Linked DNA regions of Homo sapiens: regions 1 and 2 are each linked to region 3. Evidence: chromatin contacts called from ENCODE Hi-C or POLR2A ChIA-PET data. All regions are on one chromosome and are shown on one strand. Each heading gives the region's core, a stretch centred on a gene start or an enhancer-like site at or near the end of the contact. The rest is flanking DNA. Distances are from core to core; before and after follow the strand shown. Region 1 has its middle 210 kb from the start of CDIN1. Region 2 overlaps CDIN1 (CDAN1 interacting nuclease 1). Region 3 holds the start of CDIN1 (CDAN1 interacting nuclease 1).

Region 1 (3,885 bases), core at 683-3,182, 210 kb before region 3:
AAGCTCAGTTTCTTCCATATATCTTTCTGTTCCACCCTTGCTCCCCCGAAATTGCAAACATTAGCAATATTGATGTCCTGCCAGCATTGATGTAAAAAGCAAAATATTTTGCAATTATGGTAGTTGTTAATATATATTTTTCCATACCTGGGATTTTGAGCACTTATAATTTTTAATATGCTCTCTCATATGTTCATTCTTTATTCAGGAAAAATGTGAAATTTGAGAATTTTCATGGCAGAATTTGTTGGTTTTACTTTTTACTGCTTTTTTGTTACTTTAGGTGATTCCTGTGTGTGTCTGTGAGTATGTGTGATTACAGAACCTGTGCTATTTCCTCTTCCCTCCCAGCCTTTCTCACTTGGTTCTGTAATAAGTGAACTTGTGCCTACAATTAACATCAAAACTACACAATGCACTGCTCTACTATTCCACAGTGATCACTCCCCTTCCCACCCTGCACAACAACACTATCATTGAGACATGAAATAATCAATTAATGAGGGAAAACAACAAAAGACTTTGTTTCTTCTTACAAGACAGAGAAAGCTGAAGGAATATTATCCTTCCTAGGGCCATATTGAAAATGATGAAAATGTGTTGTGTTTGGTGTAGATGTCAAATGTTTAGGAAGACACAGAACTAATTCAACTGTATACCTCCCACACACTTACACAAACTGTTTATATTAGCATGAATGGTTTGTTACATGCCCAAGAACGTTTGGGGCACCATTTACAATCAGGGATGAAACTAATCAGAGTAACGTACCACCTGGAGTTGCTTTTAGCAACGGTGTGGTAACTGAGACCAGAAATAATGAACAAATTTTTTTTTGTTTTTTTTAATTGACGGTTTTAGTTTTGTGTATTTCTCTTTTCCCTTCCAGCAGCCTTATATTATACCAAAATGAGAACACAATCCTGTTCAACTTATGACTTATGAAGAATACTGAGAAAATCTAAATATAGTGAAAAACAAATGACTGTCACTGATAGTCAGGATAAAATATTTCAGCCTTGTTTTTTAGAGGATGAGGTTATTTTACATATCCCAAATTAACCTCAACAGGAAAACTGCCTTTTTTTGGGGTAATTCAGGAAAACAGAATGAAATTTATGAATAGCAAGAATATGCAGTCATTTAAGACAATGGACATTCTTTTTGAAAATTTTTTTAAACATCAACTTGAATCGATTAATGAGAAACAGAGGTAGACAAAGCCCAACGGGATCTGTCTTTCCCAGGCATATGTATTCTTCCTGTTAGTAGGGTCAACATGGGGAGAATAAATAGCAGTGAGCAAATACTTCTTTTTAAAATGATACTGTGCATTACAATTTATTACTAGAAGATAATTTGTCAAATGGAACTCCATTAGTAATTTTTCCTTTCCAGAATGATATAACTTTGAAAAATGAATATTATTAAATACAGGAAGTAACCTAATTCACAATGAATTCATCTTCATCATTACTGATAATGATAATCACTCACAAGACATATCCTGATGTCCTTTGCCTATTCATTCATTAACCAAACTGGTAAATCATCACTTAAATACATGGATTACCCATGAATATCAGTCATATGTCCCTGTAAGCTATCCAGCTATGTTCCACATTTTATCTAACGGGTAGGACATTGGTTGAGATTTTTGATATATTTGTAATTTGGGGGACAAAGCTTAAAGAATCATTATAACTTCTAAGCACTTAATTCTAAGTAATTCAGACTGAATTTCTCATAATGTTTGTCAGGCAAAAAAGAAAAAGCAACTTTGATATTTGGGAATTTCACAATTCTGAAATATGTGACACACAGTTCTTAAAGCAATGATTCATCCTCTAACAAATAATACAAATGAGTTTATCTATTATTTTGAGTCAACACATTCCTCCTGACATATATTTCTTCTCAAATAGCCTAAAGTTCCTTTCCAATATGTTAAACAACCATTATCCTCCAGATCTGAACTAAAAAAAACAAGGAACACATCATTGAAAGGTCTTGCCATGAGTCATTTGACAATTATCTCAGAATAATTATCCTTGGAATCCTGACTCACAAATAATATAGCCATTCAACCCACCTTCTTTGTGCAAAAGCTTAATGTGAAATGGGAACCAAGGAAATAAACGTCTGTCTCCAATATTCAGAACATCTGCATGAGTAAAAATTATTCAAAAAGGTACCATGAATTTTTAAAATGAAATGCAGCATGTAAAAATTAAGCACCTGGTCTTTTTCTTTATATTTCATTTAAAAATTCTAAATAGACTGTCACCAGCTGTACATTTTACTGCATTTTATATTATGGCAGGCAGTCAAGGTAATACTGCATCCTTTCTCATCTGAAAACCACATAAAAATTAATTTAAAAAAGAAAGAAGAAAAGGGTGGATCATCCCTTTTGTCAGGTGCAACAAGGAATTTAAGGATGCCACACAAACTGAGGAGGCCATAAAAATGGTGCAAAAAGAAATTAAGAAATTTTATTTCAAATGAAGTCCTTGAGATAAAGGAAAAGAATATTGTTTCATTTATTGTTAATTCAAACTTCCTAAAAGAGTCATAGGAATTAGATAAGAAATTTCATTTAGCTTTGGAGAAATGATGTACTTAATTTATAAGTAAAATCTGGGAAAATACATGAAGATGTCATCTTATTGGCTATTTTTACTCATATAACCTAATGAATCATCAACCAACCAAAAAGAATGTACATGCTATAGCCAGGAAGCAACACTTTGTAAACTTGATCATTGATTGGCACATACTGTAGTACTGATACCAATCCAGTTTCCAGATTTTTAAGAGAAACAAGGGATAACTGGCAGAAAAAAAAATCCTAAGATAAGCAAAAATCATTAAGTCTCAAATTGGCAGATAAACTTAGATTGCAAGTGGCATTTCTAATTGTTTTGCACAAACCTTATTTAGAAAGATTTTTAAAGTTTGCCTCTTTAAAAATATTTTTTCTGTAACATTTTAAATATTTACTGATAAAATGCTTACTTTATAAAAACGCAGAAACAATGTTTTTTTAATTTCTATTTGATCAGTTTTTTCTATGTCTATAATCATGTGATATGAACATCAGTCTCTTTGATATGACTGTTTAAAGATATAGAAATTCCTATATCTTTATAGTCTCTATCCTGGAATCACGTAACTCCAGTTTAAATCCAACTTTGTCATCCATGCCTCAGAATTTTTTTTTAATCACCAAGTATGTACCGAGCACTAATGAGTGCCAAGTACTGCTCTTGGTGACAAGGATAAAAAGTGAGCAAAACAAATATGGCTCACACCCTCTGCTTCATCTCTAAAATGAAAAATAGCCTTGAGAATAGCATCTTAATAAATGTTAGTCCCTATTCTAGTGTCTCTGCATCTGTTGTTAATGGAAAGTTGCAAGCTCATGCAGAATCAATACCAGATAGATAAGGTCCTTTAGGTGAGTGACAATATGCATGCGTTGTTTGGATTTTGGAAAATATTCATTGCCTCTAACAACAATTTTTTCTGTAGTCCTAGTAGTCCTAGTTACATAATAAGATATGAAAATAAGATATTACTGTATTTCCAGTTTTGAAAGAAAAGTTGAGTCTTTTTATTTTTTTATGGTGCTTGTTCTTTATGAGAAAGCTAGTTTATTATGGTAATTTTAGCCATTGCTTTAACCACAAAAAGATATATAAAACTTTTGTTCAAGAACACTCCTACATGATTTTAGCTCATATACCCATCATCTGAAAAAACTGAAATTCCTTTTCTACTAAACAACTCAATTATCATTTAGAAGCTTTGAGACATGCAATAAATTATTGGCTAGAGGAAAAATGTTTATTGTTTAGAAATGCTATGAAATACTAAATATCA
Region 2 (3,705 bases), core at 332-2,831, 230 kb after region 3:
AAAAGTAGTGCTGCCCTTTAATTAAGTGCCCTCGGTAGGAAAAACGTGAAACTGATGTGCAAAACATCTCTCTGTGTGCAGTGATTGATAGTGATTACATCTTTATGAACCCAGCCTAAAGGTCTCAACTTCCTGATGGGTGAAGTAGTCCATAGGGCCACTTCCTGAGTCTGCCTGGCGGGGATCAGTCACTGCTAACAAAATTGCAGATAATTCAGAGGGCACAACTTAGAAATGCTGAGGTTTTATTAAGCCCGTAGCGATCTATACTTTGTCACAAGCCTATATGACCTTATTCCTCATTTCCGTAAGCACCAATGACCAAACTTTATGCTGTGTCCACACTTAAAGAAGTTGTAATGCAGAGAGTAAAGGGACCCAGTGTGTCATATGGATGACAGGAGGTACTTCCAGCCCAATGGGTGCATAAGTAGAACAGTATAGCCAGAAGAGGACCATAAGTTGTTGCATTTTTTTAAATTCTGTTTTCAAACATTCTTTTATTTTTCTTAGTTGCTATTAGGCAAGTTTAATTTTTTAAATAGTACCATTAAATGTTAGACTTAAATCCCAAGGCTGGCATTCCCCAGCTCATTCCTGTTTGCACTGTGAATCTGTCCTCCATCAGCTAGGTAGTCACATCAGCCCAAGCTCATAACACCTTACTGAAAGGTAAGATTCAGAGTTTCCATATCTGAAATACTTCAGGTTTCTGGAAAGAAAGGGAACACATCCATCCGAGAAGGTAGTATGTGTGTTATGTGAACTCTTTGGTATAAGTTTGGCTATTTTCAGTCACAATGGTAGCAACCAAAACAAAAATTTTGTGCAGTCCTGTCATTTAATCATCTTATCAGTGCCCCAAGGTGACTTTTTTCAAGAGCTCTGTTGATACCATGTGTGTGTGTTATTTTCTGGTGTTTTTACAGATTTGGGCCAGGCTTAGTCATCTATTGGTATGGATTTATCCAGGAGCTGGACTGCAACCGGGAAAGGGGCATCCTGCTCAAAGCCTGTTTCCCCACGAACATTGTCACCTTATGCCACAGCATAGCTTGACCCTGAAGATCCTGGAAGAGAAGCTGGGAGGAAAAGGTGAATCCGGAAGCAATTTTACTTTCCTGCACTGTAAGATCCTGGCAACATCTGCCCTGAACTTCAGCTGAACTCTTGCTGCCCGTAGTCACACCACTACCTCTTTAGACAAACATATCAAGAGTTTCTGTTTTCCTTCATCCCTTGCTGATGTGAACAGCCAAGAACTACAGACACAACCCACTCATTATCAGCATTTCTGTCTCTGTCAAACAATTAGTTTATAGATAGTCATAATCTTTCTTTCTTCCGGATGGTTTATCCTTGTATGCTGAACAAAAGAAAAAATGTGAAGACTGAAAGGTGTGATTTTTCAATTCTCCTCCCAGTTACCGAATCACCCTCTTATTTTTTTTTCCCTAAGCCTCCGTTCACTGTCTCTCCCTCTCCCTTTCTCTTCATGTGCACTCACAGAGACCCAGCATTGCATTACCATCGTGGAATAATCTAGCGCAAACCTAGGAAAGCTGAAGCCACAAAGTCCAAAGCCACCTTTGTACTCACCTGCAGAGCTCCAGAAGACCTTGATGGCAGCCTGCCTATGCTGTGTGTTTGCTATATTCAATCTTTACGGCTTCCTGACTTCTGTGACAGTAAGCCAAGTGCAAAAATACACTTGATGAGAATTTCCTCTTTTAATAATGTTATTTGAACACCACATATTTTAGATTTATCTTATTTGAAAGTATTAGTTCCATTGTGCCTGGAAACCACACTCCTTTAGATTGGGGGCCGAGAGGCGACAACCCAACATTGAGGAGAGTTTATTTTTAAACATGGCTAGTTGTCAGTATGTACGTGAGCTAGTATTTTTATGAGTCGAGTTTTTTAAAGGCACATTCTGTATACTGCTTAGTATATGCATTTTATACCATGTAATTATAAAACACTCGAGTAAGTTCAGCATTAGAAATGTTTAGCTTTGTATGAACTGAGTGTGCCAGAAATAAACCTGGAGCAATTTTTAAATAAGCAAAATAAAGGAGATTTTTCTATTTGTTCACTTTAATTTATTCACTTTTGTGTACTTTTATGTACTGCAAATCAGATTTCAGTCTAAAGCGAAACATCAGTAAGTTAATAATAAACCTATCTTTTGGGAAGTTGAATATTAATCTGTACCCAAAACGTATTTAGTAAAATATTTGCCCCCGCCACCCTGCCATGCTGACATAACAACTTTTATAATGTTGAATAGATGATATGGGAAATACTAATAACAACAATGTAATTTTTGCAGACAGCTTTAACTTATATACATTGCTTGATTTTTTTCAAAAGACTAAATATGTCATTTATACTTTGTTTATTTTCTACCAAAGAAGGTTTGTAAAAATATGCCTGCTGCTTTTCCTTTTGAAGGACACAAACCTGGTCCCAACATGTGTGGATTTTAACTCTGAGTGGGGTGCATTAAATCAAAAGAGAGAGGCAGAAGATGAAATGCTAAAGAAGGGTCAGGCAAACTTCTGTTTCAGTATAAAATTCATCATGCAGGCTTCTGAGTGAAATAGAATGATTTGAAACCACTACTGTATTGCCTGGATACACACACACACACACACACACACTTTATACAAAAATGTTAAAAGCAGGTTTCCTGGCATGTTCTAAACTGTTTTTTCTTTAGGAATAAATTACATTTATCTGCACAGATGTTGAAAATCCTGTTAAACCCTTGTCAAGGATTTGTTTATTTTACATTAAACAAATTTATTATGATGAACGTGAACAAATAAATTAAAAAATAAAAAAGGTACTTGCGTTTTGTATTTATTCTTTTACCTGCTGCCCTGACATAATGTGTTGTGAGAAGGTATTGGTGTTCCTAGCAAAGGCACTACCTCCTCTTTATGAATGAGGCTTTAAAATCTGGCCCTTAAAAGTGAGAAAGAACCCAACAGTAAACTGTACACACTACAATAAGGTTACAAATTAGTCAAAAGTAAGTTTTTCACACATAAAAACTAATGTGATAATTATACTACTTTTGAATTGGAGCTGTATGGGAGAGAAGAGAGTAATGTTCCCAACTGGAAGCTTAAAGTCTCCTTGGTTTGTTTCTTTTTCTGTTAAAAATACTTGTCTGTGTTCCATCTCTATGCATTGTCTGCTTGCTGGTTTTTTTAGTTTAGACAATATAAACATCAGCCCCAGAAAGTAGACACGGAATGACAACTTATTTTTATTGCTGTCATCATTAGAACATTAACATTAAAGCCAAATCTTGTTTTATGGTGCATTCTGCACACTATGCTAATGAATTATGCAAAGCCAGAAAGCAGGAGCGTGTGTAAAACGTAAAACTGAATGACGTTCTCCCTGGCATATGCAGACTTGCCAAGCATCTGCCCTCACAAACACATAGGCGACCATTTGAAGTCTGGAAACAGATCAACTCAAAGCAAAGCTGATCCGGTACTGATCTGTAAGGCGACTGCATAGACTCCTTCCCACCTCACATCTGTACCCCCTCAAAAAAGAAACAAACCATAAACAGTTGCATATCCTCTTTTTTTCTTTTGCCTTCTAGTGAAGCATACGTCAGCTCTTTACAACACTCCTAAAATCTAAAATAAAAGGGAAGTCTCAGGGGTCTAAAGTAGAACG
Region 3 (4,047 bases), core at 1,017-3,516:
ATGTCACACAATCAGAGCTAGATGCAAAGCATATGGGAAGAAAACATTCTGATGTCAATATTCAGGAAAAACTATGGTTGTTAAATTCAGGATCCACTGTTGGTATTGGATTTTGAGATGCCTCAGAAAATTAAAAGTAGTGAAGTTTTTAAAAACCAAGGCTAAAAGATTCTTTGAAATGTACAATATTCCCTTTAAAAAAAAATCCTTAACCTTTGGCTTAAGACAGTGTGACTATTTGATGTAGTAATTAAGCATTACTGAAAGTTGGCAAGAGCACTGACTCTGGAACCAAATTTCAGGAGTTTAAATCTTACTACTGCTACTTATCCTCATGACCTCTAGAAGTTCCTTAACCTTTTCATGTCTTAGTTTTTTCACTCTGTACAAAAGGGAAGAGGAGGATAACAGCAATAGTACCTGCCTGGCAGGAAGTTATGAGGATTAAGCGAGTCTGTGCATGGGGAGCCTGTAAAACAATACCTAGTAAACGCCCTGTCCATTTTTATCAAGTAGTCTTACTTAGCCTATTTATTTATGGCCAAAACCGCAGTTGCTCTTGCACCAACCTAATATTTCACATAGACTATCCTCTAGACACCACGCTATATAATCTTTTATTTGTACCAGCCTGTTAATCTTAAAAACAGCCCATGCCCGGGCGAAGTGGCTAATGCCTGTAATCCCAGTACTTTGGGAGGTAGAGGCTGGAGCATCACTTCCGGTCAGGAGTTTGAGACTAGCCTGGTCAATAAAGCGAGACTTCATCTCTAGAGAAAAATTTTAAAATTAGCCAGGTGTAGTGGCATGTGCCTGTAGTCCCAACTACTCGGGAGGCTGAGGTGGGAAGATCGCTGGAGCCCAGGAGTTCGAGGGTGCAGTGAGCCACGATGGAGCCACTGCACTCCAGCCTGGGCGACAGAGTAAGACTCCATCTCTACATCAAACATACACAAATAAAACACCTCCATGAATTAAATCAGTTTTACAGACAAAAGAAATGAGGCTTCGATGGATTAAGGAATTTATTCAAGGAGGTATATCTAAAACTTCCAACCCAGGCATTATTCCAGATGAAAAATTTTAAACCACTTACAGGTTCTCTAAAGTCTAAGCACCTTTGCTTTAGTTTGCTTAAATTGTTGAAATCAGAAGAGAAACACAACACATGACCTTCTAAGAACCAAACAGATTTTAGAAAAGAGATTAAATGAGGGACTGATATCCCAACAAATTGCTTTAGGAGAACTGAGATCCATTCACAATACATATAGAAAATAAAAAAAGATTGGCTCATTACTCCAAACATTTATTGAGCGCCTACTATTTTCTGAGAACTGGGGTTACAATAAGATGCGATTTTAGACCTTGAGCAGCTAACTGCAAGGAGTGAAAGTGACTTTTTTTTTTTTTTTTGAGACGGAGTCTCGCTGTCGCCCAGGCTGGAGTGCAGTGGCGCGATCTTGGCTCACTGCAAGCTCTGCCTCTCGGGTTCACGCCATTCTCCTGCCTCAGCCTCCTGAGTAGCTGGGACTACAGGCGCCCGCCACCACGCCCGGCTAATTTTTTGTATTTTTAGTAGAGACGGGGTTTCACCGTGTTAGCCAGGATGGTCTCGATCTCCTGACCTCGTGATCCGCCCGCCTCGGCCTCCGAAAGTGCTGGGATTACAGGCGTCAGCCACCGCGCCCGGCCAAAAGTGACATTCTTTACTGCCGGCTGTTTGATGACGTCGGATTTGTTTCAAGTCTGTTTCTCAACAAGGACAAAACTGCCTTCCACGCGATGTACAGAAGTTGTAGGGCTTCCTCAACACAAGCCAAATTATGTTTACAGCGACCCTAGTGAGTTTTCCTGCTCGGACCATGACAGACTTGGTAGAGTGAAGACATGGTTTCTCGGCAGGCCAGTCCACGCTCCGAGGAGCGCTCAAACTGGCGCGTTAGGAAGTGTATTCAAATCGCGCGCTCTGGCAGGGGCTTTCGGGGGCTCACGCTGAAGGATCGCGGGGCACTCGTGAGACCTGCCGCCTGGTCTGTGCGTCAGGCCGCCCTGGCTTCTAGTAATTGGGAGAGTACAAAGCATCCCTTGTTGACCCTTTGATCCTAGGTGGGCGATGCCCTGGATTCCTACCTGCCTACTGAAACTCTGGCGCGGCGCCTTTCCAAGGGCGGCCGCTACTTCCTGGTTGGTTTGCCCTTAACTGACATGGCGGCTAGTTGCCTTCGGCGCACCACTGCGGCTGCTCAGTAAGCCAAGCTAGGGCACTCTGGTGTACAGCCAGTCCCCGCCGCGGAGGTGCCGGTGGAGCCTGGGACCGGGCGAGTCTCCGCCCCGCTTTTGCAGCTAGGGGTGTGTTTCAGGGGGGATTGGGGCAAGCCAAGCAGGCGAGGACCCGGGCCTGTGCCGCTTTGCCTACCCCTCATCCCTCGGCACCAAGGCTACTTGAGCCCCAGGGTGTTTTTTCCTTGTTCCCGCCACCTCCTGGTCCCTGGCCCAACATGATACTGACCAAAGCTCAGTACGACGAGATAGCCCAGTGCCTAGTGTCTGTGCCGCCTACCAGGCAGAGCCTGAGGAAGCTGAAGCAGAGGTTTCCCAGGTAAGTGTCCATCTCTCCCCTCTCACAGCCCTTTGCCTGCAGCAGCAGTGCCTGGGCCGCCCAGGCAGCGCTTAGGAACCACGTGTCACACATGAGTGGGGAGGAACACCAGTGTCAGGCGTTAGGAGGTCGAGGTTGGCGAAAAAAGGTTTATTCTTTCACTCGCCTTCCACACAAAACTCTTAACGGTGAGTTCATGGCAGCCTTCCAAGGCCTTGCAATTAAATTCAAGTCAACAGATATTTATGGAAAACGTGGTACGTGCTAGGTGATGGGTGAACATAGTAGGTGCTTCATAAATGACCAGAGGTTAATTGACAGATAGTAGGAATGAATGATGGGTGGGAATATGAATTGTAGATTCGAAAGGAGCAAATGGAGGACCCTTTTCAATTGGCCGTTGGAAACAAACAAGGGAGCATAGAGGTAAAGCGGCTTCATACTGTTTGACTGTGGCTTGTACTGTTAACTGTGGAATTAAGTGACCTCAAGGGTTCTCAATCCAATCAGAGAGCAGGGTACCCAGGGATTCCACTCTTGGGTCATTGGCCATTTGAACAACCAGATCTAAAGTTTCTCCATATATGTTATGCATACACACATTCCGGGTGTATTTCATACTTCCTCCCCCAAACACTTCTTTTTTCAGCGATTTTAGAATTATCCAACTTTCTAAGAAAGGACTTTGGGAATTATGTAGATTTCTCATTTTAATGAAGTGGAAACTGAGACCCCAACATTACATGAGGAACCAGTTGAGGACAACCAGGTCACTGTATTTATGTTGTGTTAAAAGCAGAGAATGTTTGTTTACTTTTTTCCTAATGAAAAACCAAATCCAAACCTGTACCATTTTGTTTTGTGGCACTGAGCATGGTTATTCCTAATGGAGAGCTTCCCCATCCTTGACGTATTCAGTCCCTGAACAAACACGACAGAAGTAATTTCTTGAGAAAAGAAAGGTAATTGGATAATAGGTATCAAAGTACAAATTGAAGCATAAGTTTAAGTTCTGTTATGACTTTGCTTTTTGAAGGACTTGGTTTTCCTAGTCTGTAAAATGAAGGAGTCTCTTTTCAATATTATCCAGATTTGATTTAGGGCAATATTTATCCCTTTATAGCCTTTAGTATTTTATCAGACTTGCTAAGAAGGAACAAAATTGACACATAATTTAATTTTCTGTCATTAACTCTTGCCAGTTCTGCACATGAACAGTGAAATGGGTGAAGACTGGTCAGCCAAGGGAATAGGTAGATTTTTCTGGGCAGTTTTAAGAAAGAGCATACATTTTGATATTCTCCTCTCACTATGTATGCAATCACTTGTAATTTTGCTTTTTTTTCTCTTCCTCTCCCTCTTTTTCTCTTTTTCGTTCTTTTCTCTAGCAAATACCTTGTCTTCTCTATAATAAGTAAGTGTCTGTTACTTTAATCAACACTTAC

What was found. A loop is a pair of places that touch in the nucleus more often than their neighbours do. ChIA-PET counts read pairs that join two places held with the same protein, here RNA polymerase II (POLR2A). Pooled maps may share reads with other maps.
Region 1: a loop to region 3 is called in a pooled map, with 2.4 times the contacts of the local background. The contact joins the enhancer-like site here to the promoter of CDIN1 in region 3. A Hi-C loop is called at or near these places in 1 of 168 maps with a recorded cell type or tissue (tibial artery) and 1 of 50 pooled maps. POLR2A ChIA-PET finds 5 or more read pairs at or near these places in 2 of 52 experiments (HEK293T and Panc1).
Region 2: a map of endothelial cell of umbilical vein shows a loop between it and region 3 (5-fold over the local background). The contact joins the enhancer-like site here to the promoter of CDIN1 in region 3. A Hi-C loop is called at or near these places in 5 of 168 maps with a recorded cell type or tissue (Caco-2, PC-3, endothelial cell of umbilical vein and 2 more) and 2 of 50 pooled maps.

What each region holds. Positions count from the first base shown.
Region 1 is chr15:36,368,984-36,372,868 of GRCh38, forward strand. No RefSeq gene overlaps it. Among named protein-coding and RNA genes, the nearest start is that of CDIN1, 210 kb to the right of the region's middle. RefSeq lists an enhancer at 1,549-1,718. Within about 2 kb of position 1,933, at least 3 of the 41 ENCODE cell types and tissues checked have a DNase peak (open chromatin) inside an H3K27ac peak, as active enhancers do.
Region 2 is chr15:36,807,395-36,811,099 of GRCh38, forward strand. It overlaps CDIN1 (CDAN1 interacting nuclease 1), which reads left to right. Exons shown (of 11, transcript NM_001321759.2): 11 at 930-2,850. The coding sequence ends at 1,059. It also overlaps the pseudogene CSNK1A1P1. Among named protein-coding and RNA genes, the nearest start is that of MIR8063, 160 kb to the right of the region's middle. Within about 2 kb of position 1,582, at least 5 of the 41 ENCODE cell types and tissues checked have a DNase peak (open chromatin) inside an H3K27ac peak, as active enhancers do; they include prostate gland, where a contact is called at or near this core.
Region 3 is chr15:36,577,360-36,581,406 of GRCh38, forward strand. CDIN1 (CDAN1 interacting nuclease 1) reads left to right here and starts at 2,267. Exons shown (of 11, transcript NM_001321759.2): 1 at 2,267-2,602. The coding sequence starts at 2,502. RefSeq lists an enhancer at 2,386-2,505.